Regions from separate parts of the Homo sapiens genome. Here region 1 is linked to region 2. Evidence: chromatin contacts called from ENCODE Hi-C or POLR2A ChIA-PET data. All regions are on one chromosome and are shown on one strand. Each heading gives the region's core, a stretch centred on a gene start or an enhancer-like site at or near the end of the contact. The rest is flanking DNA. Distances are from core to core; before and after follow the strand shown. Region 1 holds the start of RFX7 (regulatory factor X7). Region 2 holds the start of LYSMD2 (LysM domain containing 2).

Region 1 (3,591 bases), core at 320-2,819, 4.5 Mb after region 2:
ATGGCTCTAACAGTGGATGGACTTAGTGTATTTAATTATTAAAAGATTCCCACTAGACTTTAGGAGTTTAATGCTGAAATATTGGAAATTTTCATACAAGAAAGTAAAATAGCGAAAGATATTCCATCAATGGTTTCTTTTAAAAAGACATACAAATGGCAAGACATTTGATTCCCTATATTTTAATTTAAAAAAAAACCACTTTGTTGTAAACTACCATCTTAAAATATTTTATACTAAAAAAGCACTTTCTTCACAATCAATGCAAAGAATAAACTCCCTGAAAAAGAAATTTAATATTAGGATAAGGGAGGCAAAAACATTCAGAAATAGCAGCTAACCCAACTGAAAGGAAGAGACACATTAGGTTTTGTGCTGCATATTAATATTCTTACGCACAGTATCTGTTTGGTGAAAATTCACAATACACTTCTTCCTCCTTCTATGGCTGCAAAAAGGAGTAAACACATTTCACATTCTCCAGTTCCAAATTCATGCCACCATCATGCAATATGACTTAATTTCGACCCATATTTCTGTTACAATGAGTGAAAAAATAAAACCAAAAAACTTGTTTATCTGCACTCACAATTGAGGAAGGGGTAAAAGCATTTTTTAGCTAAGAAGACAGGGGCTGATTGATGCAAAGTCCGCACACCTCCAGAGATCCTACAAATGTGCACCCGACTGGGGAAAGCCACATTCAATGAATGCATCAGCCTCCTCCTCCGCTCCCCCCGCCCGCCGCCCCCCACCCACTTTGCAGCAGAAATGTGCCTGGGCTTTTTCACGCGAGCGATGGAGGATCCTCTTACCAGATGGAGTTCTTGATCTTGTGTTGCAGCGCGCTGGCCTCTGTCCCTGGCAGCCCGGGCACAAGGGCTGGCAGGGCCACCCCCGAGTTGGGGGCGCTGGGGGGAAGCTGCTGATGGGCATCAGGCTGCTGTGGTGGCGGCTGTTGTTGTTCCTCTGCCATCGCTGCAGAGGGGTGGGAGGGAGGGAGGGAAAGATGGGGGCGCGGGGAAGGGTGAGGGAAGAGACCGGGAGGGGAGGACGAAGGGGGGAGAGGAGGAGGGGGAGGGGGAGGGGAAGAGGAGGAGGAGGAGGAAGGAAGCTGGATAAGCTAGGCCTTTACCCCAGGGCTCGAGTGAGTCGCTTTCGCCTGCCGCCTGGGGAACATCACCGGGGAGACCAGCGGCTCCTCACGGCCGGGGCGCTTCACCGCGGGAGAGGCATGGCGGCGCCCCTCAGCCCCCCGCTGGCGCCGCCGCCTCCTCCCGTCAGCGGCCGGGGCTGTGGGGGGGTGAGATGGGGGCGTTTGAAGACGAAGTGGGGGGGGCAGGCTCCCCCCAAAATCCAAGAAGAACGGTTGCTCAGGGATTTGGCGGCCAAGCCTTCCTTCCTTGTCCCCGGGGCTTTCTACTGCCGGGTCCCCGTGCTGCTGCAGCCCCAGGCACCGCTCCACGCCACTCCCCACGCCGCCGCCGCCGCCGCCGCTCGCTCCCGGCCCCGCCGCCGCCGCGGCCGCCGCTGCCCTGCCAGCCCCGGAGGCAGCCCAGTGCGCGCAGCCGCACTGCGGCCCGGCGCAGACCGCACAACACCTACCGCTCCGCCGGGGGGCGTGGACCAGGGTGTGCGGGCCGCGGGCGCGACGGGCCGGGATGGGGGCGCACGGCGCGGAGGGCGGCGCGGGCCAGCGGGCCAGGGAAGCGCGCCGCTGGGGGCCGGGAGGAGTCCGGCCCGGCTGGTGGAGAGCAGGAAAACGTGGGGGAGGTGCTGGCGAGAGAAAGAGAACTTGCGTGAGGAGGAGGAGGAGAAACCAAATTTAATAATATTTGGCGTGGAAATGGGATTTGGGCGGGGGAGGCATCTTCAAAGCAAGTAAAGAGAAATCAACATTATCCCCCTTCCCCTGCACATGCATGTGAGGATTACTTCCTCCCTGAGTAAATGAAGAGAACTGAAGCAGGTAAGACGATAAACTGACTTTTCAGAAGCCCCCAAAGAAGAACACCCGTTGGAATTAACCACCCTTTAGGTAATTCGGTCTTGAACGGAAATCGCGAGTCAGGAGCTGGGTTGAGTGCTCCTCGGTCGGGCATTCAAAGCCCTCCAAATCTGGCCCCACTTTAACTATCCAATCATAGCGGCCTCCATCCCCCTGCAAGAACTCCCGGCTCCAATCAGGGAAGTCTCCATGCCATCCTCAACGCGCAGCAGATTCATTCTTCCTTCGTGCCTTTGCTCATGCTGTTCCCCTCCACCTCCCCACCCCACCCCACCCCCTTTCCAGGAATGCCCTCCCTCCTTTATACCGCTCCCAATTCCACCCAGGCTCTAAAGCATAGCTCAAGTCGCGGCTTGTCAGGGTCCCTGCAGCCAAGGCCACTGCCTGCCTCTGAAAGAAACGCATGTAGTACTCACAACATGGAGGCTCAGGCGTCAGCCACGAGCTCCTTCCTTTGGAGCCCGTTGAACACCCGCCCTCCCCCCGCAGACTCCGCACCATTCCCCCCCTTCCCATTCATACCTAAATGATAGCTTTGCCACAAATAAGTCAGTCTCCTTTAAGAGCAGAAGAATTGGCTTTTCTAGGTGGGGCTGATCAGGGAGGCTGCGTGGATGTAGAATACAACAGCCAAGGCCTCTGGCACCAAATGGAACAGCTGTTCAGCTCACACTGACCTTTCTTTGGGCCCGTGGGTGTTATGAGCCCTTCAGCTTTAACTTTTCTGATAGAGTGTCTATCAGGTTTCTACCTGTTAGATCCTCTGGCCACTTTCCTGCTGTGTGTGGACTTTGGGCTGTGGGGCTCTGCCACCTTTTAGACTCCTAGTGGATGGTGAATCTGATTGGCTTGGGTTGCCTGGCCTTTGAGTTCTCAGTTCCCTGCCTTGGCCTGAAACCCTCTTGCTTTTGTCCACTGTGCCCTCTCTCCTGGCCCACAGACTTAAGGCCCAGACTCACACTGAATGCTTGCACGTGGTGAGGGTTGAGGGTGGGGGTGCAGGGAGGAAGAACACCTGTGTGCAAAATAAGCCGCCCCCCCGCCCCCGGGGCCTCTTGGATTACGCTGTGCTCCAACTACCCATTGCACGAGTTGCATCACACAAATGAGCCCCCTTTTCCATACTCTAAGGTCTCTATTAGCTTAGCCACTTTAGGAAACTATAGGTGGTTTACGACATTCATTTTGCATACATATCTTCATGTGGGTGTGTAAAGACAGTATTTTTGTGGACCTAATTGATAGACATGGTGTGCACTAGACAGAAGCTTTGAAGGATAAAAATAGCTAATGTTTGTTGAACACTTTGTGTGCCAGACTAGCACTTTCCATACATTATCATAGTTATTCCTCCCCAAGAGTGTATAATGTAGGTATTATTAGTCTCCCTCTGTTACAGATGAAATGGAAGCTTAGGTTAATTAACATTCTTAAAATTACCCAATTAGTAAATGCAGGAGCCAAAATTTGAGTCCTGGAAGTTTAATTCCAGAGCCTGCAAGCTATGCTGAAACTGGAATTACGCTGAAAAATCTTGAATGTAGGTATATATATACGTGTGTGTGTGTATGCCCTATATCACG
Region 2 (3,547 bases), core at 1,025-3,524:
GGCAATGCCTGAATAGGGGTGGGAGAGTGCTACTGGCATCTAGTGGGTAGAGGCCAGAGATGCTGCTAAATATTCTACACTGCACAGGACAACCCCGTGCAACAAAGAGTTATCTGGTCTATAACATCAACAGTGCTGAGGTTGGGAAACCCTGTAATGAACTATGTGTCACTATCAATTATAGTTCCTGATTCATTATCCTTGTGTTTAATATCTTAAAATCAAAAGTCTTTATAAAAGCAACGAAAAATCTGATCTACACTTTAATTTTAAAAAGGGGTAATGAGGTTATGAGTAATAGGATCTATATTAGACATAACAGGGATTAGAAAGCATTTGATCAAAGGTGGAAAACTGCAGTAAACAGATGTATAAGAGTTATCTATAATCAACTCAAGTGAAACCACAGACGGCTGTGGGTCACAGAGAGATTGCACGGGAAGACAGCATGGGAAATAACACTCTTCTGCATGTCATAGATTTTTAGGTGCTGTCACTAGCCTAGTAAGGCAAGATGCCTGAAAACCAGATAGAAAAGACTGTCCTCCTTCAGTAGCCAGGATGCTGAGAGAGCTCCTGATAAGACTAAGATAAAAATAAGGATGGATATCAAAAGTAATATCTAGAGGAAAGCAAATGCTTTATCACTGTTAATTCAAGCTGGTCTCAATGAATGATCATACTTGGAAAATATCCTTACCTCTCATCCATCTTCTCATCTGTAAAAAGATTAATTACACCTACCTCCTGGGCTTATTGTGAAAGTTAAATAAGATAAAGATGAAACAAGACAAACGCAATGCCTGCCACACAGGAGGCATTCAGCAGAGGGTAGCTACTGGTATTTCCCAACTTCGCTTTCCTCTGCCTCTGACTCAAACCAGGCCCCATTAAGGCACATAGAGAATTGTAGCTCTATGTTCACATGTATAGAACTCCCAAGAGGGCAGAATGGGGCTCTCCATGGCATGATAGAGTCAATACATGACTGCACAGCAAGGTCCCTTTCAAAATATTTCAAAGATAGAAGGACCTGATAGGTAAACATATACCGGCTTAAATATGCAAAATACATTCTCCTTCATACTGATGCTCCTTCATTCGGTAAAGGGCCAGAAAGAGTTTCACTTTAAGGGAAAGATATAGATAAGATCCTCTTTCTTCCCATTGCTGTCTAAGGTGCTTCAGGAAAGAACACTGAAAACTGATACAGATCCCAAATGTAAAAAGGCCATCACATAGCTCACAGTTAATTATAAGTAATTTTAATGAAACAATTTGTTCCCTCAGGTTTCCATGTTCTTCCCAGAGGTGTAATGCTATACACCCAAGACACACACACTTATAAATTTGTAATAAACGCAGCCCTCCAGCTCACCACAGTTCTTGGCTGCTGCTTAGCGACAGGTGTCACATTCGCGGTTGCCAGTGAGCCCAGAGGGTGTAATTTCACTTCTACATAAAGAAGCATAATCGATAGAACCAGAACCACCCAGTAGGAACAACTGCACCATTCCTGACTCATCACGGAGCTTGTTTTCACAGACAACAAAATTCACCTCAGTTGGGCTTTGCGTAAATATAGAGTAGTGTGATGGGGCCTGCAAATTGGGTGAAGGTGGTTCACGGGGATGCCAAAGCCCTAGTCCTCTTCGGCCTCCCTCACGCGACAGATCTAGTCTGAGCCTGGGCGGGGCACCGGGAACTCGATGCAGCTACCTAGGGAGGGAGCCCTGGCGGTCCGCCCCTCCCGCTGCAGGACCAGCTTTGGCGACCACTGCGGTGGCCAGCAGCGCGCGCTGAGCGAGCCCTGGGAGCCGAGCCGCCCGGGGACGCACGGCCGTCCCTGCGACTCCCCATCCCCCAAACCCCCACCCGCAGTCCCACCCCCACCCCCACCGCACCCCGAGCCGCACCGCCTCCTGCGCGGTAGCTGCCAGCCCGGGCCGCGGCGGCGCGCCCTGCTCACCGTGACACCGTACTTGAGCGCGATGCCCTGCAGCGTGTCGCCCGCGCGGACCCGGTGCTCCACATGGCGCTCGATGACGCCGGCGCCCAGCGGCGCCCGCACGCTGGCGGTGCTGCCGTACGAGCGGGTCTTGGTGCGGGCCAGGCTCAGCGACAGCTCGGCCTCCTCGGACTCGGAGCCGGAGCGCGAGCGCGGCGGCGGCGAGGGGGCCGAGGGCCGCGGCGCGCGGGGGCCGCCTTCCCGCAGGGACAGTGCGGGCGAGGAATCCGCCATGGGTCCTGCCGAGGCCGCCGGGTCGGGGAGCTTGCCAAGGGGGCGGCGCCTCCTCCTCCTCCGCCGCCGCCGCCGCCTCTTCCTCTTCACAGGGGCTGCAGCAGGCCGTTCCGCGGGGGCGGCGGACGGGAAGCCGAGGCGGGGAGCCGCAGGCCGGGCATGGCGGGCGCCTCCTCCTCTGCGTCCTGCCTGCCCCGGGCGCCCGCGGCACACGCACCTGCAAGGTTAAGAGCGAAAGCAGCTCCCGCCGCGGCCTGCCGGTACCGGGAAGACCCTGCAGAGCGAGGGAGCCGGGGAGCGCTGAAGCCCGCGGCCGTTGGGGCTAAGAGAGGGCTATCTGCAGGCGTCCTAGGCCCCAGGTGGACCCCTGCTCCATTGGCGATAGAGCCCTGGCAGAACCCTGCCCTGGCCACGGCGAAAAAAAAAAAAAGCGTTGCTCTGCCTCCTTTATTGATTCCCCAGCAGGAGCCAGCTTGCACAGACCTTCCAGCTCTGCCAATGCCAAGGGTACTTCCCTCCCCCCACCCCAGTGACCTCAAAGTCCACGTCACAGTAAAACTTAAGATCATCAAACACACACAGACAGCTTCTCCAGGTCCATCTCAACAGCCTCAGAGTCCAGTCCTTTCAACATTGCACTAGGAGGGATAGTGCTTCTAAGGCCTAATGGGTGGCCTCAAAATAACCCCCCTAGTTGTTCGGGTTTCACACTTTGTACACTAGTGCCAATTTAAGTCCTGGCTGCCTCGAAAGGCTGGCCACATACAATTCATTCTCCAGGCTCAGTAGTTGGAATTTACTGTCTGCATTCATCTTCTCTTCGTCAGTTTATTCTTTGACACCCTGAAATCGCATCTCCCTGCCCCGTATTGCTATTAATATTATAACCACCAAAGACCTCTTATCTGTACTCTTCATTTGAACACCGTCTACTCTTGAACACCCTTTCAACACACTGTATTATACACAGAGTGGGTACACATTTACTAGCATCTAGTGCCTGGTTTCTGTGTTATTTTGGACAGCTTTCCAAGAAGAGGTACCTTGTAGGAAGGTCCGGAGCCTGGGGGTTTGATTCGTTGGCTGAAGTTTTGGTATGTTGCTGTGCTGGACAGAGGCAAAGCTAATATTGCTCAGGAGAGAAAGGATGGGAGAGGAGCAAGCTTCCACAACACCATCCCACTCAAAACTCCTACAATGGCTCTCTGGGGACAACAGCATTACTAAAAACCTACATTGGCATTCAAGCTATTATTTCTATTTTTATTATTCATGGTCTGACCATACCCCATCTATAACTCATTC

The links. A loop is a pair of places that touch in the nucleus more often than their neighbours do. ChIA-PET counts read pairs that join two places held with the same protein, here RNA polymerase II (POLR2A). Pooled maps may share reads with other maps.
Region 1: a loop to region 2 is called in a pooled map, with 6 times the contacts of the local background. The contact joins the promoter of RFX7 here to the promoter of LYSMD2 in region 2. A Hi-C loop is called at or near these places in 1 of 37 single-sample maps with no recorded cell type and 8 of 50 pooled maps. POLR2A ChIA-PET finds 5 or more read pairs at or near these places in 1 of 52 experiments (B cell).

Annotation. Positions count from the first base shown.
Region 1 is chr15:56,242,310-56,245,900 of GRCh38, forward strand. RFX7 (regulatory factor X7) reads right to left here and starts at 1,570. Exons shown (of 10, transcript NM_022841.7): 1 at 1,136-1,570; 2 at 816-978. The coding sequence starts at 976. It overlaps LOC124903569 (laforin-like), which reads right to left and starts at 2,509. Exons shown (of 3, transcript XM_047433428.1): 1 at 2,425-2,509; 2 at 1,674-1,870; 3 at 1,042-1,573. The coding sequence starts at 2,509. The coding sequence ends at 1,124. It also overlaps a transcript of TEX9 not described here. RefSeq lists silencers at 1,096-1,165, 1,256-1,315, 1,466-1,755, 2,246-2,295 and enhancers at 1,542-2,187, 2,188-2,833, 2,546-2,595, 2,834-3,479.
Region 2 is chr15:51,735,381-51,738,927 of GRCh38, forward strand. LYSMD2 (LysM domain containing 2) reads right to left here and starts at 2,275. Exons shown (of 3, transcript NM_153374.3): 1 at 1,970-2,275. The coding sequence starts at 2,242. RefSeq lists silencers at 1-50, 1,724-1,933, 2,004-2,143, 2,154-2,593.